2 separate regions of the Homo sapiens genome follow, and region 1 is linked to region 2. Evidence: chromatin loops called from intact Hi-C (ENCODE). Cell type or tissue: sigmoid colon. All regions are shown on one strand. Each heading gives the region's core, and the rest is flanking DNA. Links, peaks and the distances in the headings are about the cores only. Region 1 holds the start of MUC13 (mucin 13, cell surface associated). Region 2 has its middle 62 kb from the start of ZNF148.

What was found. Hi-C counts contacts between places; a loop is a spot of excess contacts. Peaks named below come from ENCODE experiments on the same cell type or tissue, not always from the same donor. Only the 100,000 strongest peaks of a DNase experiment are listed, where the experiment ranks them.
Region 1: it touches region 2 in a loop (7-fold over the local background); 76 of 110 quality-filtered maps call a loop at or near these places.

Annotation. Positions count from the first base shown.
Region 1 is chr3:124,923,331-124,935,629 of GRCh38, reverse strand. MUC13 (mucin 13, cell surface associated) reads left to right here and starts at 879. Exons shown (of 12, transcript NM_033049.4): 1 at 879-969; 2 at 7,637-8,098; 3 at 11,981-12,103. The coding sequence starts at 918. In sigmoid colon, for the core only: a CTCF peak has its summit at 6,834 (motif pointing left); a DNase peak (open chromatin) is centred at 6,829; H3K27ac peaks cover 1,456 bases.
Region 2 is chr3:125,431,483-125,443,781 of GRCh38, reverse strand. No RefSeq gene overlaps it. Among named protein-coding and RNA genes, the nearest start is that of ZNF148, 62 kb to the right of the region's middle. In sigmoid colon, for the core only: CTCF peaks have their summits at 5,597 and 5,797 (motif pointing right); a DNase peak (open chromatin) is centred at 5,771.

The DNA.
Region 1 (12,299 bases), core at 2,715-10,714, 510 kb after region 2:
ATTCCTCTGGCTGGGGCTAGACACAGTAGAGTTGGGGCCCTGGACTTTAAGGAGGGAAAATTAGATTAAGAAGACCCAAATCCAAGCAGTAAAGCTGGTTCCTGACACATGGTGAGAGGTGAGGGGCTGAGGAACTAGAGAGAGGGTGAGAAAGGGAACTGAGAAGTGGGGCCTGCCCAATGAGTGGCCAGGAGCAGAGAGATCAAATCAGCTGTTCTAAGTTTTCTCTTTTCTGTACTTTATTGCCAACTCCCCAACACACCAGTCACCCACAAGACTTCAGTAAAGTTAGGTTAAATGCCATGATGTGATGTCCATTGTGCTTGGGAACTTTATTGGGGGCTGTATCCAGGTAGAGTCACAGAAGCTTGGAGATGTGATTACAAAGTTGCTAGACATGACCATCAGAGAGGCCCGGAATGGTAGTCCCCAGCATACAGTGACAAAAGTTAAGCAACTAATAATTTTGGGAAACATGTAAGTCCTCTTCAGGGATTCTCAGAACTACAGCTGGAGGAAAGTGGTTTCCTGCACTCATATGTGGGTGAGTAGAGCACAGTTTGTTATTGAATGTTTAATGGAATGGTGACCTCCTAAAAGATGGCGGCTTGGAGACATTTGAGATATCAAGAGATTAACCAAACTCATGTGCCACCAACCTCACAAGGATATTTGGAATGTCCTGACTTATTTTGGGCTTTGAGTCAGAAAAATGATTCGTAAGGCCAGCTCCACCTCTTCTATCTCAAAAGCTCGGAAGAGATCTATGGTATTTGGCCAAATGCTAGCTATAATTGCCTTTCTGTGGTTTGACGTCAATTAATGACTGGACTTTGTACCCGAAAGACAGTTAAAACGAAAGGTAGCCAGGAAGGGAAATCATTTCCTCCTCAGATTACCAAGCAAGAACAGCTAAAATGAAAGCCATCATTCATCTTACTCTTCTTGCTCTCCTTTCTGTAAACACAGGTAAGGAATATTTTTACATTTTAATTCTTCCAATCATGTATGTTGTCTTTGAGGTAGAATCAGCAGGCCTATAGCTACCAATTCTCCCAGCCCAGCACATGGTCTATTTTATAAATGAAGTTTCCTCTCCAGCTCAGCTCAAAGACACAGACATTTTATCCTGTGATGGGGAAGATAGAGCAATAGCAAAAGTGGTCTGTGGGCTGGGCGCGGTGGCTCACGCCTGTAATCTCAGCAATATGGGAGGCCGAGGCAGATGGATCACTTGAGGTCAGGAGTTTGAAACCACCCTGGCCAACATGGTGAAACTCCATCTCTACTAAAAATACAAAAAAATTAGCCAGGTGTGGCGGTGGGCACCTGTAGTCTCAGCTACTCAGGAGGCTGAGGCAGAAAGAATCGCTTGAACTCGGGAAGTGGAGGTTGCAGTGAGCTGAGATGACACGGAGTGACAGAGCGAGACTCCATCTTGTAGGGGTGGGGGGAAGAAGTGGTCTATGGAGTGAGATCTGGGGGCTCAGCAAACCAGAGGTTTCTCTTTGAGAGTTCCTGAGGCCAGATAAGAAGGACTAAGTAGGTTGCAAGGACCCAGTTCTCTACTATAGCGTTCTGGATCCCCTCTCATGATAATCAGAGAGCTGACCACAGCAAAAAGCCTCCTTTCACAAATGTACTTGAATTTGAGAATGCTAAACCATAGGGAGTAATTGTCACGTTGATTAGACTTCAGACATGTACTCTCTGTTCTGAGTTAGGAAGGGTTCTATGGGCCACATGTGGGTGAGGTCAGCAGTATGTTGAGAGGTGAGGGTTGTGGAGGCCAATTGGCTTCCTAAAATTTTGCAGAAAAATCACTGGCATGAAGTAGATGGACTAATAGGAAAAAAGGCATACAACTGTATTTAATGTGTGTACCCAGGAACCTTCAGCATGAACACCCAACTTCCTGATGAGGTATAGAAGCTTATACACCATCTTGAGGTTACAGAAAGAAAGGGGGCTTGGATCTTGGTAAAACAAGTTATGGAAGAAGGGAGAAGAGGAATTCTGTTGAGGGGCAATAAATGATTATTAGGGAGAATAATTGGATCTGGGAACAAAAATGAACTTGTAGATAATTCTCCTTGGAATTTAAAGATCCTTGGAGACAGTCCTTATCTTGATGAAGGGTCAGCTCAGGGGTGGTTTCCTTCTCGGTCTTCTTTCCTGTAGTGGATAATGACATAACAGGGAGGGGAACAGGAGCAATAGTTCTTCTTTGGTGGATCAGTCCTTACAGCGCTTGTTGACCTCTAAGAGTTTTTAATTTAAAATACTCATTATATCATGGAGCTATATTTGGGGGTGAAATATTTTTATTTCCTTCAGGTTCAATGAGTTGAAATCTAGAAGCTGCTTGCAGAAAGGAAGAAAGTATTTGATAAGGCAGATGTATGAAGAGAAATTAAGCCCTTTCAGAGAACTGGAATGAATGGCATCAGGATTAGAGTTTTTTGAGAGCTGGTTTCAAGCTCTTAATGCTGGAAGGTTGGAGAAGGCTAGCTGCACAGGAGGGGAGGGCTCACCAGATCTCTCCTGCCAACCTTGGGGGCAGATGCTAGGTCCAAGCCTTCAGGACAAAGGAAGAATTGGTGAGGCTTGTATGACTTTCAGGAGCCACTGTTAAAAAAGGCTTGACTTTTTAAAAATAGAATAGAAGGGCGGTAGAAAGGGGAAAGTTGGCTGGGAGGGGACAAGGAGATGAATAGAGAGTTAAGGGAATCAGGAATCATTGAGGCTCAAGGGACCTTAGGGGAATGGAGATGTTTCTTGACCCAGAGAACCCAGGGGGAAGGGCAAAAGTAGGGCAAGCAGGGATTCAGATGGCATGCCACCACTTATTAGCTGTGGGGTGTCTCTGACCCTCAGTGTCTTCCTGTGTAGCAATAGAGGGGAAATCCCTATACTGAAGAGTGACTGAGAGGATTAAATGAGACAAAGAGCCTGATGTGCCGGGATACTGCCTGGCACATAGGGGCTTAATAAATGATTTCCCTTTTTGTCATGTCTGCACTTGGATCTGATTTTCTTTTCTTTCTTTCTTTTTTTTTTTTTGAGACCGAGTTTCACTCTTGTCGCCCAGGCTGGAGTGCAATGGCACGATCTCTGCTTACTGCAACCTCCGCCTCCCAGGTTCAAGCGATTCTCCTGCCTCAGCCTCCAGACTAGCTGGGATTACAGGCACCTGCCACCACACCTGGCTAATTTTTGTATTTTTAGTAGAGATGGGGTTTCACCATGTTGGCTAGGCTGGTCTCAGACTCTTGACCTCAGGAGATCCACCTGCCTTGGCCTCCCAAAGTGCTGGGATTACAGGCGTGAGCCACCACGCCCAGCCTGGATCTGATTTTCAAACTTTGGTTTTGATTTCCTCTTCTTTGTTTAAAAAAGTTATACAAGTAATGCAGACCCACTGTAACAAATCCAAACAATACAGATGTATATGAAATAAAAATTGAGCATCCAATCTGACTTCCCACCCATCTACCTCCAGATATATTAATACTGACAGTTTTGTGGCTACTAAGGTTTGCTTTTGAAAAAAATATTTATTTTATTATTTATTTATTTATTTTGAGACAGAGTTTTGTTCTTGTTGCCCAGGCTGGAGTGCAATGGCGCCATCTTGGCTCACTGCAACCTCCGCCTGCCAGGTTCAAGCAATTCTCCTGCCTCAGCTTCCCAAGTAGCTGGGATTACAGGTGCTCACTACCACACCTGGCTAATTTTTTTGTATTTTTAGTAGAGACGGGGTTTCACTACATTGGCCAGGCTGTTCTCGAACTCCTGACCTCATGATCCGCCCGCCTTGGCCTCCCAAAGTTCTGGGATTACAGGCGTGAGCCACCGCGCCTGGCCTTATATTACTTTTTGAGATGGAGTTTTGCTCTTGTCGCCCAGGCTGGAGTGCAATGGCACTATCTCAGCTCACTGCAACCTCTGCCTCCCAGGTTCAAGTGATTCTCCTGCCTCAGTTTCCCGAGTGGCTGGGATTATAGGTGCCTGCCACCACGCCCAGCTAATTTTTGCATTTTTGGTAGAGATGGCGTTTCATCATGTTGGCCAGGCTGATCCCAAACTCCTGACCTCAGGTGATCTGCCCGCCTCGGCCTCCCAAACTGCTGGGATTACAGGCATGAGCCACCGCGCCTGGCCTGAAAATTTTTAAAAAGTTGCTTTTTTTTTTTTTTGAGACAGAGTCTCGCTCTGTTGCCAGGCTGGAGTGCAGTTGTCACGATCTTGGCTCGCTGCAACCTCTGCCTCCTGGGTTCAACCAATTCTCCTGTCTCAGCCTCCCAAGTAGTTGGGACTACAGGCGTGTGCCACCATGCCCAGATAATTTTTGTATTTTTAGTAGAGACAGGGTTTCATCATGTTGGCCAGGATGGTCACAATCTCTTGATCTCATGATCCACCCACCTCAGCCTCCCGAAGTGCCGGGATTACAGACATGAGCCACCGCTCCTGGCCTGAAAATTTTTAAAAAGTTGCTTTTTAATGTAACGTTAAGGATTTTGGAGGTGTGTGTAAGGAATCACTACTTCAAACATGAGTTCCATCTCAGATTCTGAGCAACCAAGGGCAGGAAGTGTGTCTTGTACACCTTTACGTTCCTCCTCACCCCTATGCCTTGTATAGCACCTTGACTGCAAGAACCCCCGCACAAGCATTTACTGAAACAAATGAAAAATGTGCCAGTGACATTTGAAGAGCCTTTAACAGGCAAAACTTCCCAGGTTGTTTTTGCTTTCTCTGAGAGACTAGGACTGCATTATTCCACAGAATCTGATGAGTGCCTTTGGGAACCAACATCTCATCATAATGAAGAATTCAGATCTGGGAGAAAGGCGTTTGATTGTGACTTTCAGCTAGCTTTGAATAAAGCAGTTATAGGTGTGCCCTGGACAGGGGTGGTGATTATGGAGTGTTCCCCAGAAAGAAACCAGGTCAGGGCATATATTTTCCCATTGAAACCTATGATTTGTACCTCTGTGGACGTTGTGCTATCCTTGTGTTATTTAGAAGCTTTAGGACCTAAGGAAATAAAAAGACTAAAGTTATTTCTACTGCACAGATGTCTTCATATATTTCTGTTATCTATAGATTGAACAAAATAGGTTATTTTACAGTTCCTCTTGGGTATTTTTACTAGATAATTTAAGCCTGGGATATCAGCTCTAAGCTGTCTTCCCTGAAATCTATACAACCCTCAGATAAAACACATATATACACATAGACACACACAAGTGTATTTTAGTTTAAAAAAAAATCGTAGCTATTCACAGCAATGAATTGCTGTCAGCTTGGAATGTGTCTCATTTATTAAAACTAATTGAGCATTCTGAAATGTATTCTCCCTAGTGAACAGAAATTTAAAACCAAAATAAACAAGCCACCAAGTCCAAAACTCCTTGTCATAATTCCAAAGACCTGCAAAAACCTCTCAAGAAGTCCCAATTTGTTTTATGCACATCTACAGAAACATGTTGGTTCTTTGGCATCGGCCGAGAATGAATATTCCCAAAGCATGAAATTCAGGGTCTGGTGGGGTTGGGGTTGTTTGCACCCACAGTCTGCCAAGTCCTTTTCTTCTGTCCAGAGTTTTCCACAGCGAGAGCCAGCCCCTGGCCACTCTCACTGCTACTCCGATGATAGAGGGCACCGTGGAGGTCACTTCTATTTCCACCGCTTTCATTCTGATCCCCAATTTTCTCTATTTGCTTTTCTTGTGTTTGTTCCTCGGGGGTCTTGGCTTTTTCATTAAATGGATGGCCTTCCCCATAACTTTAATCAAGTGATAGTTAGGACATTGTCATCTCACAGACCTGGCTTTGCCTCTGGGCAAATTCCTTAACCCTTCTGAGTATTGGTGGGCTCTTCTGTCAAATGTGGGCACTTATGTCTACTTCACAGGTACAGTCGGGCACAGGGCCAGTGCTTGATAGATGAGAACTATCCTGAGTGGCAGGAATAGGAAGACTGGCAGTCAACATTGCCAGTTGCTGATGTATTTCTTACCTAGGAAGAGCAATTGCTGATCTCTTCAACACTTCTGAATGGCTATGTTAGCCAAGCCCTCTTCAAGGTGAAGAATCAGGCTCTGCCCTCAAGGGGCTCATAGACCCATCGGGGAATCAGGAAGCATATTCTGCAGTTCTCTGCACCCTAAGGTTTAGAAATTGCTTCCTCACTAAACCTTTTTCTTTCAATAATTTTTTTAACCTATTGTCAAGGTCAGAGTTCTTAGAGACAAGGAAAAGTTCTAGAAAACTTATCACTGGGCCAGGCAAGGTGGCTTACACCTGTTATCCTAACACTTGGGCGGCCAAGGTGGGAGGATCACTTGAGCCCAGGAGTTTCAGCGCTGCAGTGAGCTATTATGGCACCACTGCACTCCAGCATGTGTGACAGAACAAGACCATGTCTCTAAAAAAAAAAAATAAAATAAAAGAGTGGGGGAAGAAAATGGATCACTGGATCCCTAGAGTTTACTACTCCATGTGTCCAGGGGTTCCTAAAAGTTGTGAAAATGCGACTTTGATATCCATCATAGCTCAGAGGGCAAAGATCACTTATTCATCTTACTCTTAGTCAATGTATCTAGAATTGTGAATGGGAAAACACTACTAGAATAAAATTTTGGAAGAAGTATAATAAGCACTTAATGAGGTATTTTTATTTTATTATTCTTTAAATTACCCAACCCTAACCTTTCCCTCCCTCAATCTATCAAGGTAATGAAAAAATGGGACAGTTGCCTTAAAGTGCAGAAAGACAAAAGTAGTCCATTTCTGGGTAGTCACTGCGCCACCTTGTGGCATTCTCAATTGTCCTCACTGAGAATGGTCTGAAGTATATTAAACCCTGATCTACAGTTACGTGACTACAGGCATAAATAATATTACTTCTTAGTATTCAACTTAAAAAACATTAACTCTTCTGCGGGACTGGTGGGTCACATCTGCAATCCCAGCACTTTGGGAGGCTGAGGCAGGAGGATCATTTGAGGCCAGGAGTTAAGAGACCAGCCTAGCCAGCATAGTGAGACCCTCATCTCTAAAACACACAAAAAAATTAGCCAGCCATGGAGGTGTTACAACTGTAGTCCTAGCTATTTGGGAGGCTGAGGTGGGAGGATTGCTTGAGCCTAGGAGCTCAAGGCTGCAGTGAACTATGATCACACTACTGCACTCCAGCCTGGGTGGCAGAGCAAGACCTTATTCCTAAAATAAATAAATAAACATTAACTCTTTATTTGTCACATTTTTCAATAACATTTTTTCCAGTTTTGTCTGTTTAATTTTTAATGTTATTTATTGTGGGTTTTTTGTGTTTAGAAATAACCATGTATTTTAATTTTTAATGTAGTCATATATTTTCATTTTTCCAGAAAAGAATGAGTTGAGGCTGGGCATGGCACTTCATACCTATAATCTCAGCACTTTGGGAGGCCAAGGAGGGTGGACTGCTTGAGCCCAGGGGTTTATGACCAATCTAGGCAACTTGGGGAAACCCTACCTCTAAAAAAAAAAAAAAAAGAATGAGTTGGATATGATTTAGTATTAAGTAACTGCCATTAGTTATTCAATGTACTGTCTCCTCAAACTTGGTATCTTTGTTCCTCCAGCCACCAACCAAGGCAACTCAGCTGATGCTGTAACAACCACAGAAACTGCGACTAGTGGTCCTACAGTAGCTGCAGCTGATACCACTGAAACTAATTTCCCTGAAACTGCTAGCACCACAGCAAATACACCTTCTTTCCCAACAGCTACTTCACCTGCTCCCCCCATAATTAGTACACATAGTTCCTCCACAATTCCTACACCTGCTCCCCCCATAATTAGTACACATAGTTCCTCCACAATTCCTATACCTACTGCTGCAGACAGTGAGTCAACCACAAATGTAAATTCATTAGCTACCTCTGACATAATCACCGCTTCATCTCCAAATGATGGATTAATCACAATGGTTCCTTCTGAAACACAAAGTAACAATGAAATGTCCCCCACCACAGAAGACAATCAATCATCAGGGCCTCCCACTGGCACCGCTTTATTGGAGACCAGCACCCTAAACAGCACAGGTAAGGACAATTCCCTCAAAGACTCCCCAAGGATGGAGAGTACAATTGTGGAGGGAGGGAGGTGGGTATGTTCTGGTGGGGTAGGAAAATGGGTCTAAAGAGGCCCAAGGTTTCTTTGGAAATGAACTGTGGGCTTGAAATCTGTGTCACAATGTAGTGACAGCAGAGGCCCTAAAATCCTCAGTTTCCTTCTGTTCTCCTTTCCTTCCCTCCCATCCTACCTCAAGTTATTTGCTAGCTGTGCAGTATTTTTTTTAATGAACTTGGGCTTTGTGAAAGGTAGCTCTATAGCTTTCCTCTCCCTAGGGGATTTTTAGAAATAGTTTCAGCTGCTCTGAGAAGACCAGGTCCAAATAAGCACAGACTGTCCAGCACCACTGGTCTAGCTCTCTGGTCTACCTAAGGAAGAAGTCAGTTCTACCCTTGTAAGATGGTGGCTGATCACAATGTGGAACTTGAGCCAAGTCATAGAATTTGAGACTGAGGGGTAGAAAGCAAAACAACAGCAGTGTTCAAACAATCCTAGGCATAACCAGGGCCATTGTCCAAAGGACAGATGCTTTGGGAACACTAAGAGATGACAAGTGACCTCAAGCAGAAGTTAATGAAACAGGAACCATTTGCTTCACTTCCCCAAGCTCAGCCTATAACAGAAATCAACTACGTTTATCAGTAAAGGCTAAATGGCCTTGTGGGCCATGTGGGGTCTCTGTTGTAACTCCTGCACTCTACTATTTTAACATGAAAGCAGCCACAGTTAACAAACAAAAGGTTGGTCAGATATGACTCGTGAACCATAGTTTGCCAGCCCTTGATCTAGAAGAATCGTCACACTTTAGAGCCTAAAGAATCTAGATAAATCCTATCATTCTCAGATGGGAAATCTGGGACCCAGTGAGGGCCATGACTCACCCAGGGTCAAAGATCAAGTGGATGTCTCCCTACCCTTAACTTCTGGTAGCTTCCTCAATGTTCTTTGATAGATTTAAGAAATAGATGGTTAAGCAAGTAGACCCCAGAGGCTGTATCTAAGACCTCTTTCCCCAATCTTTCATGTTTGGAGGGGCCACTCTGAAGGCGGGATCCAATGGGACACAGCTGTCCTGGGATCAGGAAAGAGAGGTTTTCTAAGCCATTTCTGCTTCGCCAGGTGTTCCCTCAGAGTCAGGCCATCTTCCTGTGTTCTGGCCCTACCATGAACAAACTGTGGGGCATGGGGCAAGTCATTTCTCTCTTGGCTTCAACTTAGTGATCTGCAATAAGGCGAGACTGAACTAAAAAGCCCCCCAAATCTCTTCTGGCTGTAACATCCTGTGACTTAATCAATTCCTGGCCATGAAACAAGTTAATGAGTCTGTCCTTCGTTGCTGAAGAGAAAGCACCTCAGAGTTGTTTGTCTGGTGTCTCCAGAAGGAGACACATTCTTCCTTAAGATTTCCCAAGTCATCTTTGCAAGGTGGCTGAGGCTTTTCTTAAAGAAGCCATTAATTTTATTTAGAAGACTGGTTCATACTTTGTCAGAGGGGTGACGCTTATTTTTGTTTATAAGATACTGAACTATGCCTCCTTTTATCCCATATAGTCTATTTTTTTTCTCTTTAAAAAATTGTTAATGGAAGCCGAGCATGGTGGCTCACGCCTGTAATCCCAGCACTTTGGGAGGCTGAGGTGGGTGAATTGCTTGAGCTGAGGAGTTCAAGACCAGCCTGGGAAACATGGCAAAACCCCATCTCTACAGAAAAATACAAAAATTAGCCAGGTGTGGTAGCATGCACCTGTAGTCTCAGCTACTCAGGAGGCTGAAGTGGGAGTATCACTCAAGCCTGGGAGGCAGAGGTTGCAGCCAGCCAAGATTGTGTCAGTGCACTCCAGGCTGGGCAACAGAGCAAGGCCCTGTCTCAAAAATATAATGTTAATGAACTTTATTTTTAGAGCAGTTTTAGACTCACAGCAAGATTTAGAGAAAGGTACAGAGGTTTCCCATATACTCCCTGGCCTGACACATATATTATCAACATCCCCCACCAGAGCAGTGTGTTTATTACAATTGATAAACCTCCAGTGACACATCATTATCACCTACAGACCATAGTTTACATTAGAGATCACTCGTGGTGCTGTGCATTTTATGAATTTGGACAAATAAATGTATAATGGCATGCATCCACTATTATAGGATCACAACCCTAAATATCTTTTGCACTTTTCATCCTCCCCTCTAACTCCTGGCAACCACAGATCTTTTTACTGTCTCCACAGTTTTGCCTTTTCCAGAAAGTCATATAGTTGGAATCATACATTATGTAGCCTTTCGAGATTGGCTTCTTTTACATAGTAGCATGCATTTCCTCCATGTCTTTTCATGGCTTGATAGCTCATTTTTTAGTGCTGAATAATATTCCATTGTCTAGATGTACCAGTTTGTTTATCCATTCACCTACTGAACGGTATCTTGGTTGCTTCCAAGTAGTGGCACTCATGAACAAAGCTGATATTAACATGGATGTGCAGGCTTTTGTGTGGACATAAATTTTCCACACCTTTGGTTAAATACCAAGGAGGGTGACTCTCAGATCTTCTCGTAAGAGTATGTTTATTTTTGTAAGAAACCACCAAACTTTCCTCTCAAAGTGGCTGTGTCATTTTGCATTCCCACCAATGAATGAGAGTTCCCATTGCCCCATATTCTCACCAGCATTATTTTACTTTTTATTTTTTAATAAAAGTAAATTAGGCCTATAATTATGGAAAAAACAGCTCAAACAGGGCAAAATCATGTACAATAAAAAATAAATCTCCCTCTCATCCTAAACCCCCAGGACCCAGACCCCCAGTTTCCTTCCCCAGAGGCAACTTCTGTGCCCAATTCCTTGTATCTCCCTCCTGAAATTACCTATGCAAATATAAGCAAATATTTGCTTGTGTATAATCCTTCCCTTCTTTTATTCACAAAAGAGAGCATGTTATACACATTGTACCTTACATACAGCTTTTAAAGAAATCAGTGGTTTCTACATATAGGTTTGTAAGACTCTCAAGACAGCTCTGAAGGTTATCAAACACATAAGCTATTCTGACATCACAGCTCAGAATCATTCCACTTGACAGAAGTGAAGAAAACTCATAGCCCAGATCACCACTGGACCACTGAGCTAACTCTCCTCCTCAGATCTCATCAGTTCCCCAGAGAAAGAAAGATGCTACACCCTGCCTGGCCTGGGAGTCTCAGCCCACAGTGTAGAACCCATTGCAGTGTTATTTTCACCATTTATTCAGATGATCCACTTAGAAAGCCAGAGGCTGGAATGTCTTCTCATGGCCTCTTAGAATTTTCACTGAGTTAATCCACATTTCTCTCCTTTACTATCCCATTCCTGTTTTTATGGCTATGTCTCCTAGGTATGCCTAACAGAATGTGACATCTAGTTTCTTTTGGAGCTTCTTGGCTGTTTCTTCCTATATGACAATTATTCATACCTTTCTAAAAATAAGATGTTTTATCTAGAATGTTTTGGGGAGCCCCACCTAGTGTTAGAGGACCATGCTTCAAGGTTCTGGAGGGACTTTGAGATCTGAAGATTCCTGACTCCTTGGAGTCAGAAGACTGCAATCTCTCTTTCTTTGGGCAAGCCCTTGTACACTAATCTCTGATCTTTACTATTGACAAGTATTATACTTGGCTCTAGAATTTCAGAAACAAACTCTCTAGAGACCTAAGCAAGCAAATATTTGTTTTTAACTCTTCCAAAAGTGTGCTGTGGAGTAACACAAGCAAGGAATGGAAAGGGCCCAGGGGGGAGGCATGAAGATGGAAAAATACGTTTCCAGTTGTTATTTATTGTCATTTCTCTGGATTTCTAATCTCTTTCTACTCCATCTAAGGTCCCAGCAATCCTTGCCAAGATGATCCCTGTGCAGATAATTCGTTATGTGTTAAGCTGCATAATACAAGTTTTTGCCTGTGTTTAGAAGGGTATTACTACAACTCTTCTACATGTAAGAAAGGTGAGTTACAAGGGATGAGCCATGGCTGAGCTCTGTATCTCACACCAAAAGTGGAATCGAAAACTCAAAATGATGGCAAAAGGAGATTCCAAAATATGAGAGATAAAGAAAATGCAGAGGCAACAAAGGCCAGCAAAGTAGAGAAAAGTGCTGTTACCTAGGGACACTGAGGCAGAACAAGGTGATCTATCAAAGA
Region 2 (12,299 bases), core at 1,883-9,882:
CCCAGAGAAATAAAATAATACAAGGCTAAATTAGTAGGTTGTACTTGCTTCCTAAATGATATATTAATAGCTTTAAATATCTATATATTTGAAAAAAAGTAGCTACAGGACAAACTAAGAAGAAAAGAAATACTAAAGATAGAAGCAAAATTAACGACATTGAAAACAGATGAACAATACATTTAACAAAGCCACAGTTGATTCTTTGAGGAGATTAATAAACCCCTAGCAAAACTGTAAGAAAAAATAAATAAATTATTCCTATCAGTAACAAACTAGGAGATATTATTATAGGTCTTACAGACATTAAAAGGATAATAAGGGCCAGGGCCTGTGGTTCACACCTGTAATCCCAGCACTTTGGGAGGCTGAGGTGGGCGGATCACCTGAGGTCGGGAGTTCAAGACCAGCATGACGAACATGGAGAAACCCTGTCTCTACTGAAAATACAAAAATTAGCCCAGTGTGGTGGCGCATGCCTGTAATCCTAGCTACTCAGGTGGCTGAGACAGGAGAATCACTTGAACCCGGGAGGCGGAGGTTGTGGTGAGCTGAGATCGTGCCATTGCACTCCAGCCTGGGCAACAAGAGCAAAACTCCGTCTCAAAAAAACAAAAACACGAAACAAAACAAAAAAGGATAATAAGGAAATACTATGAACAACTTTAAACCAATAGATGAAATCAACACATTCCTTGAGAAATAGAACTTACTAAAATGTACACAAGATGAAATAGAAAACCTGAGTAGCCCTATATCAAAGAAATGTGTTATTAAAAAAAATCTTTCTACAGGCCCAGCTACTTGAGAGGCTAAGACAGGAGGATACTTGAGCCCAGGAATTTGCGTTCAGCCTGGGCAACAAGGTGAGACCCCATCTCAAAAAAAAAAAAAAAAAAAACTCCAAAGAAAACTAGGTCCAGATTGCTTTATTCGTGAGTTCTATCAAACATTTAAGAAAGAAAAAGCTCCAATTATATGCAAACTTTCAGAAAATAAAAGAAAAAGGGAACACTTCCCTCCCACCTCTTTTTATGATGACAGTATCACCACAATACCAAAACTGGCCAAAGACATTTCAAGAAAAGAAAGTGACTGCCTAAATACATCATGAACATAGATGCAAAATCACTGAACTATTAGCTAATTGAATCCAGCAATATGCATTATGACCCAATAGAGTATCTCAGAATGCAAGGTTGTTTTTGCATTTAAAGTCAATTGTTACTATATTACCAGAAGAAAAATTTTGAAGTTAATATATGGAGATGGAAAAACAAAAATTCAAATGGTGCTAAAGGCCTACAAGTGAAAAGTTGTGTCCTTCTGCTCATTCCCTGCCCCTCAGTCCCCCTGTTTTCACCCCAGAGGAAACCACTGTTACCAGTTTCCTATGCATCCTTCCAGAAATTACCTATCATATACCGACACGTACACCTTCCCCAACAGCACACACAAATGGGGGAATACAGTACACACTTCACATATCTGGAAGATCGGCCCAGGTCAGTACAGATACCCCAGTCTCTTTTTGGCAGACCATAATTCATTTCATTTGCCTTGTAGTAATGGAAATGACAGTGATTTCCAGTTTGGGGCTATCACAGATGATGGCCAGGTATGGTGGCTCATGCCTATAATCCCAGCACTTTGGGAGGCTAAGGTAGGAGGATTGCTCGAGCCCAGGAGTTTGTGACCAGTCTGGGCAACATAGTAGGACACCATCTCTATAAAAAAAATTTAAAAATTAGCCAGGCTGGGTGGTATGCTCCTGTAGTCTCAGCTATTTGGGAGATTACTTACCCTAAAATAAGACATAAAACTTTATTTTAAAGCATTCCCATGAAATTTAACCTACAGATATGCTCTCATTCGAGCACTGAGATACTCACTGCATCATCATTTGGGTGTTTTGGGTTGGTTGGTTGGTTGGTTGTTTTTTGAGACAGGGTCTCCCTCTGTCACCAGGCTGGAGTGCAGTGGTGCAATTTTGGCTCACTGCAGCCTCTGCCTCCTGGCCTCAAACGATCCTCCCACCTCAGCCTCCCTAGGAGCTGGGACTACAGGCACGCACCACCAAACCCAGATAATTTTTTTATTTTTAGTAGATACAGGGTCTTGCCACATTACCCAGGCTGGTCTTGAATTCCTGGGCTCAAGCTATCCTCCTGCCTCAGCCTCCCAAAGTGCTGGGACTACAGGTGTGAGCCACTGCACGCAGCTCCCTTGCGAAGTCTAATTCCTAGTCATGGCTCAGCAGTGGCTCAAGGATGCCCACCTCTGTTTCTTTCCACCTTGCAACAGCCCCAGAAAAGCAACAAAAGGGACAATATCCTCCAATTACGAACTTCCTGAAGCTGGCTGAGGCAGAGGACCCCTTGAGTCCAGGAGTTTGAGACCAACCAGGGCAACATAGGGAGACCCTGTCCCCCACCTCAAAAAAACTAAGTCGACTTTTGAAATAGACCCAATTCTTTAAATAAGATCCCAGAATCTTCAGCTAGAAATAAGCTTAGAGATGATTTCCTGTTATTTTAAAAAGGAAGAAACTGAGGACCAGAGAGGGGAAGTGACTTGCTCTTGGCCACACAGCCAGTCCGTCCAGGTTTCTGCTTTCCAGACAAGACTCCTTCTTTATGGCTTCTCTCTCCATAGCTGCTGAGCTAATGGGCCTGTGTGGCTTGCCCAAATCTCTCTGGCTCTCACATCTCCCTGCCTGCTCAGTAGTCAGGAAGGAGAGACTGAAAGGAGGGTAAAGTGAGGCCCCACACCAGGTGAGAGGGTACCCTGAGAGTGGTTCTTGGGGAGGACACAGGAAGGCACTTAGCTAAAATGAAGGTTTGGGCTAAACACTGCATTTCACTTACTCAGAGACTTTGGACAGGTAGTGTTCCAAACCCCTCTAGAGTTCTTTCCTAGACCTGAGCTCACGTGTGTGACAGCTTGGCATGGTGAGCAGGAAGCCAGTGATAGCTGTGTTAACATTGCCTGAGCCCCAGAGAAACTATGTGTGAGCCTGGGCGGGGCAAGGGCTGGGAGTCCATGTTGCTTGAGCCAGCCTGCAGGGAGGCCCTCCAGGCTTTTTAGGAGTAGTAGAGGATGGGGAGGGGGCTTCCTTAGGAGGTGGTGGGGCCTCAGGGGTCCTGCATCCTGCCCACCTGCAGGGAGCTCCCCAATCCTGCCTGACATTGGAGCTCTGGGCAGCTCCTTTTCGGGCCCAGCTCATGTTCCTTTCTGGGGGACATGCCCTGGCTGGATGGTAACTGAAGACCCCCATCTCCTGTTAGAGATGGAAACTGACCGATAGCTTTTAGTGGGGCCCCTGCAGATGCATGTCAGGGCCCCTGCCTGGAAGCAAGAGGTGAATTCTGGGAAGGGATTTGCAGTTCCCTAAACTCACTTCTGTTTGCCTAGGGGCCCTCAGACCTGCTGTATGCCCTGCCTGAGATAGCTCAGCCTCCAGCCCCACCTCCTTTAGCTGGATAACTTATCTTCACAAACTCAGCCCAGTCATAACCTTCTCTGGGAGATCGTCCCTGAGCCTCTGACTCCCAAAACTCCCTGTACTTCCCCTTAGAATTTAGCCCCACATACTGAAATAGTTGATTTGCGTTTATGTGTGTGTGTGTGTGTGTGTGTGTGTGTGTGTGTGTAGTTAAGTTTTATAAATCTTCTATCTGTCTTTGTTGTTGTTTTAGAGACAGGGTCTTGCTCAGTCGCCCAGTCTGGAGTGCAGTGGTGTGATCTCGGCTCTCTGCAGCCTCGACCTCCCAGGCTCAAGTGATCTTCCCACCTCAGCTTCTGTAGCTAGGGCTACAGGCTCACACCACCATACCTGGTTCATTTTCTAATTTTTTGTAGAGTTGGAGGTCTCCCTATGTTGCTCAGGCTAGTATGGAACTCCTGGGCTCAAACAATCTGCCCGCCTCAGCCTCACAAAATGCTGGGATTACAGGTTTGAGCCACTGTGCCCAGACATCCCAGATGTGTTTGAAAAGAACATGTATTCTCCAGCTGTAGGGTGCAGTGTACTATGCAGGGCCCTCATATTAAGCTTCTAAATTCTATTGTTCAAATCTTTTCTTCTTTAAATTTTTTTTATTTTTTGAGACTGAGTCTCACTCTGTCACCCAGGCTGGAGTACAGTAGCACAATCTCAGCTCACTGCAACCTCCGCCTCCAGAGTTTAAGCGATTCTCTTGCCTCAGCCTCCTGAGTAGCTGGGATTATAGGTGCCTGCCACCACGACCGGCTACTTTTCATATTTTTAGTAGAGATGGGGTTTCTCCATGTTGGCCAGGCTGGTCTTGAACACCTGACCTCAGGTGATCCACCCGTCTCAGCCTCCCAAAGTGCTGGGATTATAGGCATGAGCCATCACGCCCGCCCTCTTTTTTTCTTACTGATTTTTTGTCGTTGTTGTTGTTGTTGGAGGTACTCAGGATTTTATTTTTATTTCTCACGTCTCTTCCATCTGGCTGTTTATTGGCATCCTTTAAATTTTCCTTTGTAATAAATCAGGAATAATAAGTAAGCATTCCCTGGGTTTGTGAGTCATTCTAACAAATTATTGTAATTGCCTGATAAGTGCACAGACAAAATCAATTCACTGAGACTGAGGTATTGCAGTAAACGGAGTTATTACTCAAATCAGTCTCCTGACTTTTTGTTGTTGTTGTTACTGTTGACTTGATCTATAAATTACTGGGAGAGGTGTATTAAAGTCTCCTAAAGTTGAACTTGTCCATTTCTCCTTGCAGGGTTGTCAGTTTTTGCATTATAAATTTTGAAGCTATCTTATCAGCTGCATATAGGCTTTTGTTATATCTTATCTAATTCTGCCTTTTATCAATGTGTCCTCTATTTGTAATGAGAGCCCGATTCTCACCACCCCCCTCAACTTATTTCATGTGCATTTCCCTTTGAAAAATTTAAAGGGCTGCATGGATAAACCACAATTTAACTTTTTGTCTATTATTGGACATTGTTTCTAATTTTTCATTTTTATAAACCACACTGAAGTGAGCATCTTTGTATGCAATTGTTTCTGATGATTTCCTCCTCTGGGTAGATTTCTTGTAGTGGAATTACAAGGTTAGGCTGTATGAACATTTTAAAGACTTTTCATATATGTTGTTCCTTCATGGCTGTTGATGAAATTAGAATTTTTGGTGCCTGTGTCACCCAATTGGCTCCTGTTGAGCTATCTGTTCCCAAAATCCCTCAGTGTTTTTGACTTGGTCTTTTTTTTTTTTTTTGTCCCTCACCCAATATGTGTGCACTTGGCAGACTTTATGTGTCATTTGGAACTTGCATTACTCCTCTTACAATTTAATCCGTTAGATTGGGCCCGTCCCTCCAAACCGTAAGTCTCTCCCAGCCTCTGACCAGCAGAGTGTCGGCCATGATGCAGGGGCCGTGTCTTCTGTAGCTTTGCTCCAGTCAGTTATGGAAATAGTGAGAACAGAACTCCATGGCAAACCACTGGAAACAAGCCCATGGGGATATCAAGTTCTTTTTCAATGAGGCTAATAGTTAATAGTTTATTAAACATTTACTATGCACTAGGCACTACATATATGTTAACTCATTTGATTGTTACGACAAACTCCAAAAGTAGATATTATGGTCTCTATTTTAAGATATGGGAATTGAAATTCAGGGAGAGAGGAAGTCTGTCCAACTGGTCACCCTGCTACTGGGTGAGCAGATCAGGATTCCAACCTCTCAGACTTGGGTTCTGGTCCGAAACCCAAATGGCCAGCCCTGTTCTACAGGAATCTACCACCAGGTGGCGGTAGAGCCAATGGGCCCAGGAACAACCTCTCTGAGATCTGAAATTAGCCACAAAACTGCCTTTTTTTCCTATAAAAAGTAGCGCTGACTTTTATTGACAGTAACTAAAACTAGATTATTCAATAAAATAAATATTAACCTAACAGGCACATTCCTCTGGGTAAAACGATAATAAAGTAAGCAGACCTTTGAACTTGGACCTTTCAAGCCTAGATTTCATCAATATAATTCCTCAGGGGAAAATCTCTTTTTCTAAGTCACCCACACTTGGGCAATTCTCCCTGATTTTCTGCCCATTCTTTGCTGCCTCTGCCCTCTGCACTAGCACACTCCTAGCAGTAATCAAAGCTATAGGAAGACCTTCAACTGGGAAAGCGTATCAGAATTTGAGGCAAGAAATTTAGAGAGTGGGATGTTGGTGGGCAGTGAATGGTCCCCAGGAGATTCGAATATACCCTTCTAGGGGGCATAGGTGGGCATTCCTGGTTCTGGAGAGAATCTCAGATTCACCATCTATCCAGGCACCCTTCAATCTTCCAGCCTGGGAGGAAGGACGTGCCTCTTTCTTTTCTTCAATCTCCCCATCACATTTTGAGATTTTTCTGCTCCACTTTAGAAAAAAAAAAGAAGGTTTTATTTTTTAAACTCTTCCCCTTTCCTTTTTTTTAGCGTTCCTGTCTGTACAAACACTGGTGCTTTGCTTGTCCATTTTCCACTCTTGCTGGGCAGCATCTTTTTCAAACCATTTGAACATACATTCAAATTGTTTCACCATGTTGTGGGTATTGTATTTCAATGGAATTGGAATATGAAAAGGCCTTTTTTTTTCTTTGTCTGAGACAGCATCTCGCTCTATCACCGAGGCTAGGGTGTGGTGGCAGGATCATAGCTCACTGCAGCCTCCACCTCCTGGGCTCAAGCCATCCTTCCGCCTCAGCTTCCTGAGTAGCTGGGACTACAGGCACGTGCCACCACACCTGGCTAGTTTTGTTCATTTTTTGTAGAGATGGGGTTTCACTGTATTGCCCAGGCTGGTCTCGAATTCAAGCAGTCCTCTTCCCCCGGCCTCCCAAAGCTCTGGGATAACAGATGTGGGCCACCGTGCCCAGCAATTGAAAAGGACTTTTAAAACATCCTACCATGTTTTGGTTCTGCCTGGATGGACCAGTGTTTCCCCCTAGCCCTCCCCCAGCAGTGTCCCAGGCATGAGTTGACTGCCTCCCAGTGCCCTGTCCTCACACTGAAGGGAGGGTCCCTCTGCTCCATGCACAAAGGTGAGCTCCTGACTGGCACCAGAGTTAGGGACCTCCAGGTGGGGCTGGTCCTAGAACAGTAGCCAAGACTGAGGCTCTAGGCTGCAAATCAGGGGATTCTGAAGTCACATTCAGGCCTGGTTGGACTCCTGGCTCCACCTCTTACAAGTTCCATGACTTGTCAGTTACTTACCTTTACTGAGCCTCAGATTCTTCAGGGCAAAGTGTGGATAGCACCTGCTTTGCAGAACTATTATATTAGATACAATTGGCCAGGTGTGGTGGCTTATACTTGTAATCCCAGCACTTCGGGAGGCTGAGCCAGGCGGATAACTTGAGGTCAGGAGTTCGAGACCAGCCTGGCCAACACAGTGAAACCCCATCTCTACTAAAAATACAAAAAATTAGCTGGGCGTGGTGGCGCATGCCTGTAGTCCCAGCTACTCTGGAGGCTGAGGCAGGAGAATCACTTGAATCCGGGAGGTGGAGGTTGCAGTGTGCCAAAATTGCGTCACTGCACTCTAGCCTGGGTGACAGAGCAAGACCCTACCTCAAAAAAAAAAAAAAAAAGAAAAAAGAAATGTTATATTAGATACAATAATGACAATAAATGCATGTCAAGTGTGCCTGGTAGGTATGTGCTAGGTAAATAACGTTGGCTATTGTTCAATGGAGTAAGGGATCTGGGACATCTCACAGAATCATGGAATGTTATTGCTGGTGGTCCCATAAGATCATAGGCTAGTTCTCTTAAATAACCAAATAGCTTGCTTTACCCACTTGAATGAAAACAACAAATTATTTTTTAAGGTCTAAAGAAGTGACTCCATGTTCCCAACACACTAATTATTTAAAATGTCCTTTTTACAAGGAGTGGTCTCTGTTAAAAAAAAAAAAAAAAAGTCCTCACTGGAACTCCTCCCATAGTCAATCTAGGGAACCCTGGGTGCTTCCTAGTCATGGTTACTTCACCTCCCTGAGAAGAAACAAAGAGGCCTAAAAGGCCACTCTTTGTCGTGGCTGCGGCCAACAAGCAGTTGGCCAATAGTGCACCATGTCCACTTGGGAACTGTCTTGAGGGCGGGGACCTTGTCTCCGCAGGAAGCTTCCAGGCTACTGAGACCTGCCTCTCATGCCACAGTGGTTTCTCGGGGCTCAAAATGGGGACAAGGACTCCTCTGCACGGTTGTAGTTAGCCTAGACCTAGCCTGGGCTCCATGGCCACAGAGTTTTGGAGACTGAGCTCTTTGAACTCATGCACACACAATGGGTCACAAGCCAGGCCCCAACCAGCTTGAGCCAGTTCTCCCCATGATTCAGGAGAAGGAGCTCCAAGAACTCTTGGCATCACCTTGAAGTGAGAGGCTGTCCCTCACTGCAGTTGCCAGCAAAAACCAAAATGGCCACTCAGTGATGCCACAAGTCTCCCTTCTAACTAAACAGGACCAGCTCACCCCAGGCCAGAGCTGGTTCCTGTCCTTCCAGCACCTCCAAGTCCAATTCCCAAAGCCCCAGAGCGGGTCCTTCCTCTCCTGTCCCAAGGGCCGTCTCATTTCCTGTCCTGATTCCTCTTCCCAGCAGGGCCTCCCATTTCCCTGAGGAGAAACCACCCTGCTGTTACCCTCATAGGTATTTAGATGAGAAAACTGAAGCCTGAGAGAGGAAAGGTAACTTTGCCAAATGCACGCAGCTGGTTAGCAGGTGAAACCACATGTCCTGACACCAACTTTAAGCACTTTCCCCAACCATAGTGGGCCCAGATTCAAATAGGGACATTGGGAGGAAGAGGTATGGGTCAGGGGTTAGAGGTCAGGGGTCAGACAGGTGGGTAAAATCAGGGTGTTGAGGAGAGTGGTGCTGGCAGCTGAGTGAGTCTGCAATTGGTAACGGGTGGAAATGAGTAAGGGCCGATGCCCCCGGGATGCTGGGTTTTCATTTTAGAAGGAACTTCCCTTATGAGCTGTGCAATTAGGTTTTCAATGAATCAGAAATACTTTTTTGAGGATTAGAAGGAAATACCCAGTGCTGGCCCACAGGCTGTAGGGCTGTTTAAAAACGAAAACCAAAACCATAAAGCCCGGGCTATGAATTTCAGTCATTTGCACGTGAGCTGCCATTAATTTGTAGATTCTCTTTTAGAGCACTAACTAGGTGCACATAAAATTAAATTAACTAATTAACACAAATGTCTGCAACTGCTCTCAGGGTGATCACTCACGGAGGGAGCACACCTAGTAACTTTCAGACCAAGTTCTCCTTTTCCCAGACAGCTGCATAAATGTGGGGCTACAAAAAGCCCAAAGACGAACATGAACTCAACAACGCCATCCCAGAAGCCCCCATGCAGATGATGGGGCCAACAGAGCAATATGCTATCAGTGCTGACCTTGCTAAGGCCTGACCCCTCACTCCTGGAAAATCTTAGACCCTTTCTTAGGATACTCTTTCCTGATTGGAACGGGGAGCAGCGTAGAATACCTGCATCAAGATGCTTGGATACAGGTGAGCAATGAGGGAATTTACTACAACTTGGAAGTGGAGTGCCTCGGGGTTGCAGGGTCAGGCAATCCAGCTGCCCAGAGCATTTCATCATAGACTCTGAGAGAAGAAATCTAGAGAAGAGAGCTGTTGCTTGAGGTGCCAGCTCCTTCTACCTTCAGGCGGTGAATCTCCAAGTGTGGTACTCCAAGTGTGGTACTGGGCCAGCAGAATCTGCTCCACCTGGGATCTTGTTAGAAAGGTAAATGCTCAGCCCCAACCAGACCTGCTGACTCAGAAATGGGGTGGGGCCCAGCGCTCTGCGTTTTAACAAGCACTCTGGGTGATTTGGATGCAGGCTCCAGTTTGAGAATCTCTGCCCTAAGGCATCCTGGGGCTGTAGTATTAACAATAATAGTTTTGTGGCTAAGGGTGTGGACTTTCCGCAGACAGATCTGTAATCCCAATGCTGGCTTTGCTTTGGGCGGGTCTTGGGTGAGACCAAGGGTGCAGACTGGAAGGAGGCCCATGCTCTCTGGGTCACACAGACAGATGGGCACCCGACAGCGAGGGCCTCACCTGTCTCATCCCAGTCCCAGCCCTGTCTTCCTACTGGAGAGGTGTGTGACCTTGGACCCCACAGAACTAAGGTCTGGTTCTGTTGTTCTGCAGGCGGGGCCTGGGAATGTGCATTTTAAGAGCTCCCCAGTTATTCTGATCCGCCAACCTTGGAAATTGCTGAGTTATCCTCTCTGAATCTCCGTTTTCTAACTTGTAAAAAGGGGTAACGTAAAAAGGGGTATCTGTAAAGCACTAATTAGGGAAAAGGAATGAGGCTGGCGGGATCAGGGGAAAGCAAAAAGAAAAAGCAGATAAGCTATGAGTCTGCCTTTCTTCATGGACCAGGACACACAGCCCTCCTGTGCAGATAACTCACAATCTTGCTGCACCCAACTATCACCAGACACCTGCAAGTTAGCTCACTGCAACGTTGGTGTTATCAGCACTGCACAAGCCCTCTTCAGCACACAGCACAAGCACCATCCTATAAAGTCTGCAGCAAGCCTTTATCTCCTTGCAGTCAGTTCCTCTCTTGCTAACTTGCCCATTGCTTTCTTGCAGCGTATTTTCATACTTTCTCTAATAAATCTGCCTTTCTTTACCTACAACTGACTTGTTAAATTCTTCTTACTGCCCGCACCGCCAGCCCAGATAGTCACTGATCTGCGACAGTAACAACCCCCCGGGAGTTGTTTTGGGGTTAAATAAAATAGTGAATGTACGGCATTTAGCATTATTCCACAGTGATTGCAAGGGAGCAATAACCAGTGGGCTGGGGGAGTCTCCCAAATACTGGTGGGATCTCGTCCCCAGCTAGTGTCTGGGCTGTTGATACCATCACGAGAAGAAATTCAAGGATGAGTCAGAAAATAGTGAAAATACAGAGATATATTGCAAAGTGAAGGTACACACTCAAGAAAGGGGATTGTGGGCAGACTCAAAAGGGTCACACTAGGAGGTTTGGGATTTCTACCTTTATGGGTTTCTTTAACCAAGCGGTGGAATATTCATGAAAATTCCTGGAAAAAGGTGGAGATTTTTTGAAACTGTGGTGCTACCCATTTTTATACTAAATATGGGTGTTCTGGGAACTGTCATGGCACTGGTGGGTGTCTGATTTGTGTGTTAATGAGCAGATAATGAGGTTCTAGGAGAAATCTAGGTCAAATCCAGCGCCATGTTGGGTCCAGTCAGTCTTAGCCAGCTTGGTCCACATGCTGGTTTTCAGTGTTTTATCAGTCCCTAGTTTCTGCAGCTATTTCAACAGTTTCCTTTTGGTTAGTCATGTGAAATTGCTGCCTGGAATTTTCTCCTCTCCTGCGACCACCCTGTATTATAACTTTCTCAGGAGGAATTCCCTGGGTTGTAGTGTGGGGCTGCCAAAAGGGCCTGGGTTCATCCCAGCATTTTTGTGATCTTGATCCACCTTAGCCTTTCAGCCTGTGGGCAAGGAGGTGTGAGGGTTTGGCAACCCTTTTCTTACTGGGAATCTGGTTTCAGATTCCTTTGGTAGGTGGGATGGTCTGAGGCCTCTCCAGAAGAGAAGCTTCAAGTTGTCTGACCTAATGACATTCTACAGAGGCCTAGGGATACAGTGCAGGCTGTCCACCAAGCCCAAGCAGGAAAGTCAGTGTTGCTGTTGACTTGAAACATGAGTCAAAATGAAAGGAGAGTGAGAGCAAACATTTGTGGAATACCAGCTCAGCACAGATTCACTCACGCTCTTCATTTCATTGAACTCTCCTAACAATCTGTGAAGTAGGTATAATTATTTATTATCGTCCTCCACATTTTACAGATGAAGACACTGAGGTTCAGAGTGGCTCACCTGCTCCAAAGCCAGGTTCTTTGCCTTGCACTGGTGGTGTTCAAATCGTGTTCTGCAGAACCCAGGGCATTTATGTCATTTTAGGGGTCACTATGGGAGGCAGGAAACAGTCCCCAGGTCTCTTCAACTGGGGCATAGCCTCTAGCTAGTTTAAACCTTCAAATAAAATTCTGCCAGGATTTTTCAGTATTGAAAAAAATTTTGAAAAATTATTGCTCTGTGCAATATGCCTGAAGTCTAGCCAATCCTGGACTCAGTGTCATGCGATCTGAATGTGAGGTTCTTGGGACTTCAGATTTAACTGAGGACTAATGTGAAAGATATTTGACATCTAAGTGATCATGAAACAGAGTTCCCATACCTCCTACATTTTTTTTTTTAAT